Linked DNA regions of Homo sapiens: region 2 is linked to region 1. A link is a loop called in an ENCODE intact Hi-C map of the cell type or tissue named here. Cell type or tissue: ascending aorta. All regions are shown on one strand. Each heading gives the region's core, and the rest is flanking DNA. Links, peaks and the distances in the headings are about the cores only.

What was found. Hi-C counts contacts between places; a loop is a spot of excess contacts. Peaks named below come from ENCODE experiments on the same cell type or tissue, not always from the same donor. Only the 100,000 strongest peaks of a DNase experiment are listed, where the experiment ranks them.
Region 2: a loop joins it to region 1, with 2.5 times the contacts of the local background. A loop is called at or near these places in 3 of 110 quality-filtered maps.

What each region holds. Positions count from the first base shown.
Region 1 is chr16:77,941,486-77,943,985 of GRCh38, reverse strand. The region is part of intron 7 of VAT1L (vesicle amine transport 1 like); the gene reads right to left. All of the region lies in intron 1 of LOC105371351 (a long non-coding RNA gene), which reads left to right. Among named protein-coding and RNA genes, the nearest start is that of CLEC3A, 80 kb to the left of the region's middle. In ascending aorta, for the core only: no CTCF peak of the experiment used is centred there; no DNase peak of the experiment used is centred there.
Region 2 is chr16:77,782,206-77,788,560 of GRCh38, reverse strand. The region is part of intron 1 of LOC107984878 (a long non-coding RNA gene); the gene reads left to right. Among named protein-coding and RNA genes, the nearest start is that of VAT1L, 3.2 kb to the left of the region's middle. In ascending aorta, for the core only: a CTCF peak has its summit at 3,424; no DNase peak of the experiment used is centred there.

The sequences.
Region 1 (2,500 bases), core at 1-2,500:
AGGTCTGTAGCCAAGCAACAGGTAGGCAAAGGCAGGTGGCATCAAGCTCTAAAGATACATCATCTTTGAAGCTCTCCTTTAAACAATGCTCACGTGCCCTGGTTCTACACCTGTGGGTGTGGAGGAAAGAAATGGTGATGCTAATTGCATCCTAATAACTGCCACATGCTATGTGAGAGCCCTATGCTCTTGTGCTCCTAGAAATTTCATTCCTTAGAGGCTAAGTGACTTGTCTGAGACCACACAGCTAGTGAATGCTAGGGCTACTTTAGGAATACAGGGTGGGTCGGGCGCAGTGACTCACACCTGTAATCCCAGCACTTTGGGAGGCCGAGACAGGCGGATCATGAGGTCAGGAAATCGAGACCATCCTGGCTAACATGGTGAAACCCCATCTCTACTAAAAATACAAAAATAAATTAGCCGGGTGTGGTGGCGGGCACCTGTAGTCCCAGCTACTAGGGAGGCTTAGGCAGGAGAATGGCGTGAACCCGGGAGGTGGAGCTTGCAGTGAGCCGTGATGGTGCCGCTGCACTCCAGCCCGGGAAACTACAGTCCAGCCTGGGAGACAGAGCGAGACTCTGTCTCAAAAAAAAAAAAAAAAAGAAAGAAAAAGAAAATAGGCCAAGTGCGGTGGTTCACGCCTGTAATCTGTAATCGCAGCACTTTGGGAGGCTGAGGCGGGTGGATCACCTGAGGTCAGGAGCTTGAGACCAGCCTGACCAACATGGTGAAACCCCATCTCTACTAAAAATACAAAAATTAGCTGGGTGTGGTGGTGAGTGCCTGTAATCCCAGCTACTCAGGAGGCTGAGGCAGGAGAATCGCTTGAACCCGGGAGGTGGAGGTTGCACTGAGCAGAGATAGAGCCACTGCACTCCAGCCTGGGCGACAGAGGCAGACTCCATCTCAAAAAAACAAACAAAAAAGAATACAGGGTGGGCTGGGCACAGTGGCTCACACCTGTAATCCCAGCACTTTGGGAGGCCGAGGCGGGCAGATCACCTGAGATCAGGAGTTTGAAACCAGCCTGAACAACATGATGAAACTCTGTCTCTACTAAAAGTACAAAAATTAGCCGGGTGTGATGGTGGGTGCCTGTAATCCCAGCTACTTGGGAGGCTGAGGTGAGATAATCGCTTGAACCCGGGAGGCGGAGTTTGCAGTGAGCTCAGATTGTGCCACTGCACTCTAGCCTGGGTGACAGAGTGAGACTCTGTCTCAAAAAAACAAAGACAAAAAACAAAAAACAACAACAACAACAAAAAACAGGGTGGTTACTGAATTCAAACCACTGCTCTATCTGCACATGTAAGTGACCCTGTGGCCTCCCTCAACTCGATCCTTCTATGTTGGGAGAGTCAGTAATTGAAAAAGAGAAATGAGGCAACTATGGATGCAAGATTTCTGTTTCTCCAAAGGCAGTGTGGCAATTTCTCAAAGAGCTAAAAACAGAACTACCATTTGACCCAGCAGTCCCATTACTGTGTATATATTCAAAGAATTCTCCTCTCTTCACAATTGTATGCGCATATGAAAAAAAAAGCTCAACATCACTGATTGATATGGTGTGGCTGTGTCCCCACCCAAATCTCATCTTGAATTGCAGTTCCCACAATTTCCATATCGTGGGAGGGAACCAGGGGGAGGTAACTAAATCATGGGGGAGGGTCTTTCATGTGCTGTTCACGTGATAGTGAATAAGTCTCATGAGATCTGATGGTTTTATAAAGGGGAGTTTCCCTGCACAAGTTATCTCTTGCCTGCCACCATGTAAGACATGCCTTTCATCTTCCACCATGATTGTGAGACCTCCCCAGCCACATGGAACTGTGAGTCCATTAAACTTCTTTTTTCTTTGTAAATTACCCAGTCTCAGGTATGTATTTATCAGCAGTGTGAAAATGGACTAATACACTAATCATTAGAGAAATGCGAATCAAAACCACAATGAGATATCATCTCAAACCAGTCAGAATGGCTATTATTAAAAAGTAAAAAAATAACATGCTGGCAAGGTTGCAGAGAAAAAGGAATACTTATACACTGTTGGGAGGAGTGTAAATTAGCTCAACCATTGTGCAAAGCAGTGTGGCAGGCTGGGTGTGGTGGTTTGTGTCTGTAATCTGGGCACTCTGGGAGGCCGAGGCAGGTGGATCACCTGAGGTCAGGAGTTTGAGACCAGCCTGGCCAACACGGTGAAACCCTGTTTCTACCAAAAATACAAAAAAATCAGCCAGGCTTGGTGGCATGGTGCCTGTAATCCCAGCTACTCATGAGGCTGAGGCAGGACAATAGCTTAAACCCGGGAGCTGGAGGTTGCAGCGAGCCAAGATCATGCCATTGCACTCCAGCCTGGGTGACAAGAGCAAGACTCTCAAAAAAAGGCAGTGTGGCAATTTCTCAAAGAGCTAAAAACAGAACTACCATTTGACCCAGCAGTCCCATTACTGTGTATATATCCAAATGAATATAAATCATTCTGTCATGAAGATACATG
Region 2 (6,355 bases), core at 2,222-4,721, 160 kb after region 1:
TGCAGCCTCTGCGAGCGCCGCCGCGGTCCACAGCCTCCGCCGTAATCCTCACAAGAGCCGTGCCCTAAGCGCTTCACCCCCGCCCCACCCTTCTTTCCTGTCCCAACGAAGCCTCAACTCCAGTTCCTGAAATAGTCCCAAGTTAGGGTCGGGATCGCGGCCCTAAACCCAAATTTGCCGAAGATCTGTGACTAAAACGAGCCTAGAGAGACCACCCTGTCATCCCCCTTCCTGTGGGCCCAGTACTTGGTTATATACGGCACAGGCTCGGGTGCCTTGAAATGGACCGAGACTAATGTCTGGGCCTGGAGGATGCCTTACCGCGACAAGGTTGCCCTCTCTCCCTCCCATCTTCGAGGCTGGGCGGGATAGTCGGGAAATTGGGTCGTTTCTCAAACAGCCAGTTTTGGGTGGAAGGGCGGAGAGGTTTGGGAAGCAGGGAACTAGAGATCCCGCTCACTGCCCTGAAGAGTCCAGTGCAGGGTCTTTTCACTCCAGACCTGCAGGGTCAGCCGGGATGCTCTTTGCTGGGTATCACCAGGGGCTTCCTTACGACGGCGAATTCTCACCACCCACACCATTTCGGGCTATTAAAGAGGCTTCAGACAAGAATCCTGTACCAGAAAGGATCCTGTTCGTGTTCTGATCCCCGGAAGACCAGTGTGTACCCGCTCCCCAACATGCATGCACATACACAGAGTAGTAACTGGCGTTTTGTTTTGTTATCAGGCTCTTTGAGAAAAACAGCTCATAGAAAAACTTGGAATTTCTGAAATAAAATAATGGGGAAGGACGTGGTTTTCCTAGGGGCAGTTTAAGGAAAGAGATGCAGGTGAGGAAGTAGGTCTATATTCTATTATAGTTGCTATGCCATTGCCAGCCTTGAGATCTTGGGCAACTCATTCAACCTTCCTGAGCCTCAACACACTCATCTATAAATTGGGTACATTGATTTTTTTTTCTATATTGTGTGAAGTGCTGGGGTGGACATGATTTCAGTGAGACATGGTCCTTATATTGGAAAAGGTCAATTTCAGAGCATGAGGCATGAAGGACACAGTCAACAAATGTGGTACAATGAATGATGTAAGTGCTGCCTCTTCTCTCCCCTCATTCTTCCTGTGCCTCACTGCTTTAAATGCCCTTGTCTTCTATTCCTTAAAAAAAAAAAAAAAAAAAAAAAAGACGATTGCCATTTTCCCTCCTTCCACAGGGTTCTGCACCTGCTGTCCCCTTGGCCTGGGGTATGTGTTCCATCTCCTTTATCTGGTGTTAACTCCTACTTCGTTCTCACCTCAAGGGTCCATTCCTGTTGGGAGGCACTCCAACCTCCAGATTGGTGTCCTCCCTGACTATAGACACTTATGTCCCTTTGTAGCCAACTTTTATATGTTTACCTGATAATATCTGTTTCCTTTATCCAACTGTGAACTTCATGTGAGCAGGAGCTATTTCTACTTTTATCCAGCGTGGTTTTCCCAGGGCTTAATACATGATTGGTACATAGTAGAATATGCACAGAGGCAGCCTGTTGAAAAACTGGTCCAGAGAGTTGGAGAAGTTCTCATGGAGGAGGGAACATTTGGGCTAGACCTTGAAGGATAAGGCAGGTTCTTCTGGCAGAAAAGGTCGCAAGCTCATTCAAATAACACAGAAAGGTAACAGGTAAAAGGGCTTTTGAGATTCTGGTTTGTTCTATGTAGGCAGAACATTGGCTGTATTTAGCAATCATTGGAGATGAGGCTGAAAGGTTTATTGGGACCAGCTTTTGAAAGTTCTCACATACCAGGTTATAAAATTTAAGACATAATCACAGAGGCAATTGGTGCCATAAAGGCTTAAAAAACAAAAACATGGGGAGAGCATTACCAGAACTGCATTTTAGGATAATAACTTTGACAGTAAGTGGGTGATGGATTAGATGATAGAGTTACTGGAAGCATCGAGATCAGTTAGAGACTAAGTGCAGGCAAAAAAAAAAAAAAATCCCCAAAAAGAAACAAAATAAATGAGAATGGTCCCAACTGAGGCAATGGCCATGGGATGGAAGGAAGAGGGCTAAAAGAAGCCTGAATAGGGCTTGGTTAGTGAATTGAACATTTTATTGTGAATCCAATTGTCCAAATTGTTTGTCTTGTTTACATTGTGAGATACAGTGTTTAGGCTGGATTCTGTCCTGAAACAAGAATTTGAACACCCGTCGTTTATTTTGGAAGTAATCCCAGGAAGCTCTGGCTGGGAAGTAGGAAAGTGAGACAGAAAATTGATACTACCCAATATGAGATGTATTAATAAGCAGATTACCGCAGTGGACAATTGGAGCTCAAACCCGCAGGGGACATTTGAGAGACAGTGTAGAACAAGTCTCAGAGTTGTCTCACCCAAGGAGTGAGGACATAGGTATTTATTCACTAAAGTCTATGCTTGATTGGTCAAGAACTGTTCCTGGAATTGTTAACTCCTTGACATTTCCATCCTGTCCCATGTACTTGGGCTGAGAGAATCCCCAGGCAGAGAATTGTGGATGCTCTTTGCAGGAAGCTATCATTTTATACATGGAATGATGAATTCCATGGAGACATAGCTTTGGCACCAATAATATCTGCAATATATGTTATTGTTTTGGAGGTGTCTACTGTTCTAGACACTGTAGGTATATTTCTTAATTTGATTCTGAAAATAATCTCATGAGTAAGAATTCCTATTCCCACTTTATGGAAGAGGAAAATGAAAATGAATCTTAACATGATGAATTATTGTGCTCAAAGGAACATGCTAGTTATAATGAGATAGAAGACCAACTCCAAATCTGTGCTCTTAAGATCTCATCATGCATGTTTATACGGACAGGCCAAACCAGTTCTGCCCCTGATTGACAATACTCCATGGCATTTTTTAATGTTCCCTGCTCTTTTTTTTCACCGCCTACTATCTCTGTACCACCAAGGTCCCTTGCCTTGGTTCTGAGTGTTTGTTTTCCTTTGGCATTAGTAAAGTAAACCCACTTTGTAGTCAGCACACAGCATGTTAAAGAGAAAGTGTTTGTCTTACAGTGTGTTAAAGGGAATATAATTACTCCCTCCAAGGGAATCTTCTGGCTGTTTACAAACCCCAGATTATAATTGGTAGGCAGCTGATTATCACAACAACCCAGAGAGAACCCACCACAGTCTGTGCTGCTTGTGGGGGGGTGGGGAGATACCCTCTTCTGAGTCCTATATACCACTATTGTTAAATATTCCCAACTCTGGTACTCCCTGGTGGAACGTGGAAAGAGCCACAGTGCATGGCATATCTCCAAATAAACACAATAAATCAATTTTTAATTTGTAAAATTGATTCCTTGGACATTCACTCAGAGCCTCCGTTGTGGAATTTCTTACATTATTGTAGAATAATGTGCATTATGTACATCATTGTACATAATGTCAAACAGTGGCCACTGATGGTAAAACAGAGTATTACAGCTCAGCTCTGTTACCTTGCAAATGGTCTGGGGCAGGGTATGTGCACGTGGGGGTGTGTGTGGGGGGTGGGGGGGGATGTAGAAGGCCAGATATAGGAACCCCTAATAGAGGTAAAGTCTCTGAGTAAGAAAATATGGGAAACCATCAGTACTGAGAGGTGACAGCATACTGGCAGCCCTCACAGCCCTCGCTCACTCTCGGGGCCTCCTTGGCCTTGGCGCCCACTCTGGCCGCGCTTGAGGAGCCCTTCAGCCCGCTGCTACACTGTGGGAGCCCCTTCCTGGGCTGGCCGAGGCCGGAGCCGGCTCCCTCAGCTTGCGGGGAGATGAGGAGGGAGAGGCCCGAGCGGCAACCGGGGCTGCGTGCAGTGCTTGCGGGCCAGCTGGAGTTCCTGGTGGGCGTGGGCTTGGCGGGCCCTCACTCGGAGCGGCCGGCCGGCCCTGTCGGCCCCCGGCAATGAGGAGCTTAGCACCAGGGCCAGCGGCTGCGGAGGGTGTGCTGGGTCCCCCAGCACTGCCGGCCCACTGTCGCTGCCCTCCCGGGGCCTTAGCTGCCTTCCCGCGGGGCAGGGCTTGGGACCTGCAGCCCGCCATGCCTGAGCCTCCCCTCGCCGCTCCATGGGCTCCTGTGCAGCCTGAGCCACCCCGACGAGCGCCACCCCCTGCTCCACGGCGCCCAGTCCCATTGACCACCGAAGGGCTGAGGAGTGCGGGCGCACGGCAAGGGACTGGCAGGCAGCTCCACCTGCAGCCCCCATGCGGGATCCACTAGGTGAAGCCAGCTGGGCTCCTGAGTCTGGTGGGGACTTGGAGAACCTTTATGTCTAGCTCAGGGATTGTAAATACACCAATCATCACTCCGTATCTAGCTCAAGGTTGGTAAACACACCAATCAGCACCCTGTGTCTAGCTCAGGGTTTGTGAATGCACAAATGGACACTCTGTATCTAGCTACTCTGGTGGGGACTTGGAGAACCTTTGTGTCGACACTCTGTATCTAGCTAACCTAGTGGGGACGTGGAGAACCTTTGTGTCTAGCTCAGGGATTGTAAACGCACCAATCAGCGCCCTGTCCAAACAGACCACTGGGCTCTACCAATCAGCAGGATGTGGGTGGGGCCAGATAAGACAATAAAAGCAGGCTGCCTGAGCCAGCAGTGGCAACCCGCTGGGGTCACCTTCCACACTGTAGAAGCATTGTTCTTTAATTCTTTGCAAGAAATCCTGCCGCTGCTCACTCTTTGGGTCCACACTGCCTTTATGAGCTGTAACACTCACCGCAAAGGTCTGCAGCTTCACTCTTGAAGCCAGCGAGACCATGAACTCACCGGGAGGGACGAACAACTCCAGACGCGCTGCCTTAAGAGCGGTAACACTTACCGCGAAGGTTCACGGGTTCACTTCTGAGCCAGTGAGACCACGAACCCACCAGAAGAAAGAAACTCCGAAGACATCCGAACATCAGAAGGAACAAACTCTAGACGCGTCACCTTAAGAGCTGTAACACTGACCGCAAGGCTCCGCGGCTTCATTCTAGAAGTCAGTGAGACCAAGAACCCACTAATTCTGGACACAGTACACTTTTAGAAATCGTTTTCTAAATTATTTGGAATGGTTCAGTAACTTCCCAGAGAAATGTTATTTAAGGAAGAGGGTCAATGTCTTTAACTATATGCTTTAATAATATTTGTTGCATTGTATTCTCTTCAATACAATTAGAATCATTTGTTGTACATATTTCATCTTTAAAATAATCCTATGCTATAGGACTATTATCCCTACTTTACAGAGGAGAAAATTTAATATAAACTGAGTAACTTTCCCAGAATTACTTCCTAAACAAATTGCAGAGTTGAGATTTGAAATGGGAGCTATTTGACTTTGAAATGTATGTTCTTAACCACCACACTTCAATGCTTATGGTTTTATTTGTTGCTCTTTTACTCACAAGAATGCCATCAAATAGGTTAAGAAAAAGGAGACAAATTTAGGAGGTCAATAATGGAGAGAGGTAAAAGATTCTGGCTGTTGAAATATCCTAACAAAATCCAGGGAGTTATATTAGAGGATTTGTGCCATAATTTCTTATAGTTTGTGGTTAATTCCCAATGAGCACAACATTATTTTTCAGAGAAGTGCTAGAGAAGTGTGCAGCCCATCCTGATGGTGGCAGTATACACTTCCTGTCTACACTTTGTAGGACGGGTCTTACATGGTAAACTCTAGTTGTGTCTGAGGGGAAAAAAAGTGCACTGATACTTATCACCTTTTGAGTGGTGACCTTGTGCTGTTGCTAAATGCTGGAGATAACATGGTGAATAAGACAAATATATTCTCAGTCCTAATGGAGTTATCAGCCCTGTTGAGGAGGTATATATTGGGTTGCCCAGGAGCAAACGTTTGTTAATTTGAAGATTTGCATACATACGGCTTGAGAAGTGATCCCAGGAAGCACTGGAAGAGGTCTGTGAAGGTGAGACAGGGTAGGAAAGAAGCCAATATGAGGTGTATTACTTAGCAGGTTATCACTGCTATAACCTGCTTAAATCCTGCTGGGGAACTCTAGGAGACAGCGTAGAGCACATCTCAGATGTATCCCCATCAAGAGGCAAAGAAAATGGAGAATCCACCAGCTCCTGTTAGTCCTTAGTTGAGGACTGTTTCTGTGGGGCACTAGCCATCTGCCACTTCTAGCCTGCCATGCACATGGGCTGTTTGGGAATAGGCAGCCAGACAAAGCTGTCCTGAAAGAGTTGCAGGTGTTTGTACTTGGAAGCCATGGGGTCGCTGTGCATGGCAGTGATGAGATCCAAGAGGGGGTAGGTTGGGCACTGACCATCTCTGCTACATATATTAAACCAAAAAAAAAAAAATCATGTAAGTAATTAG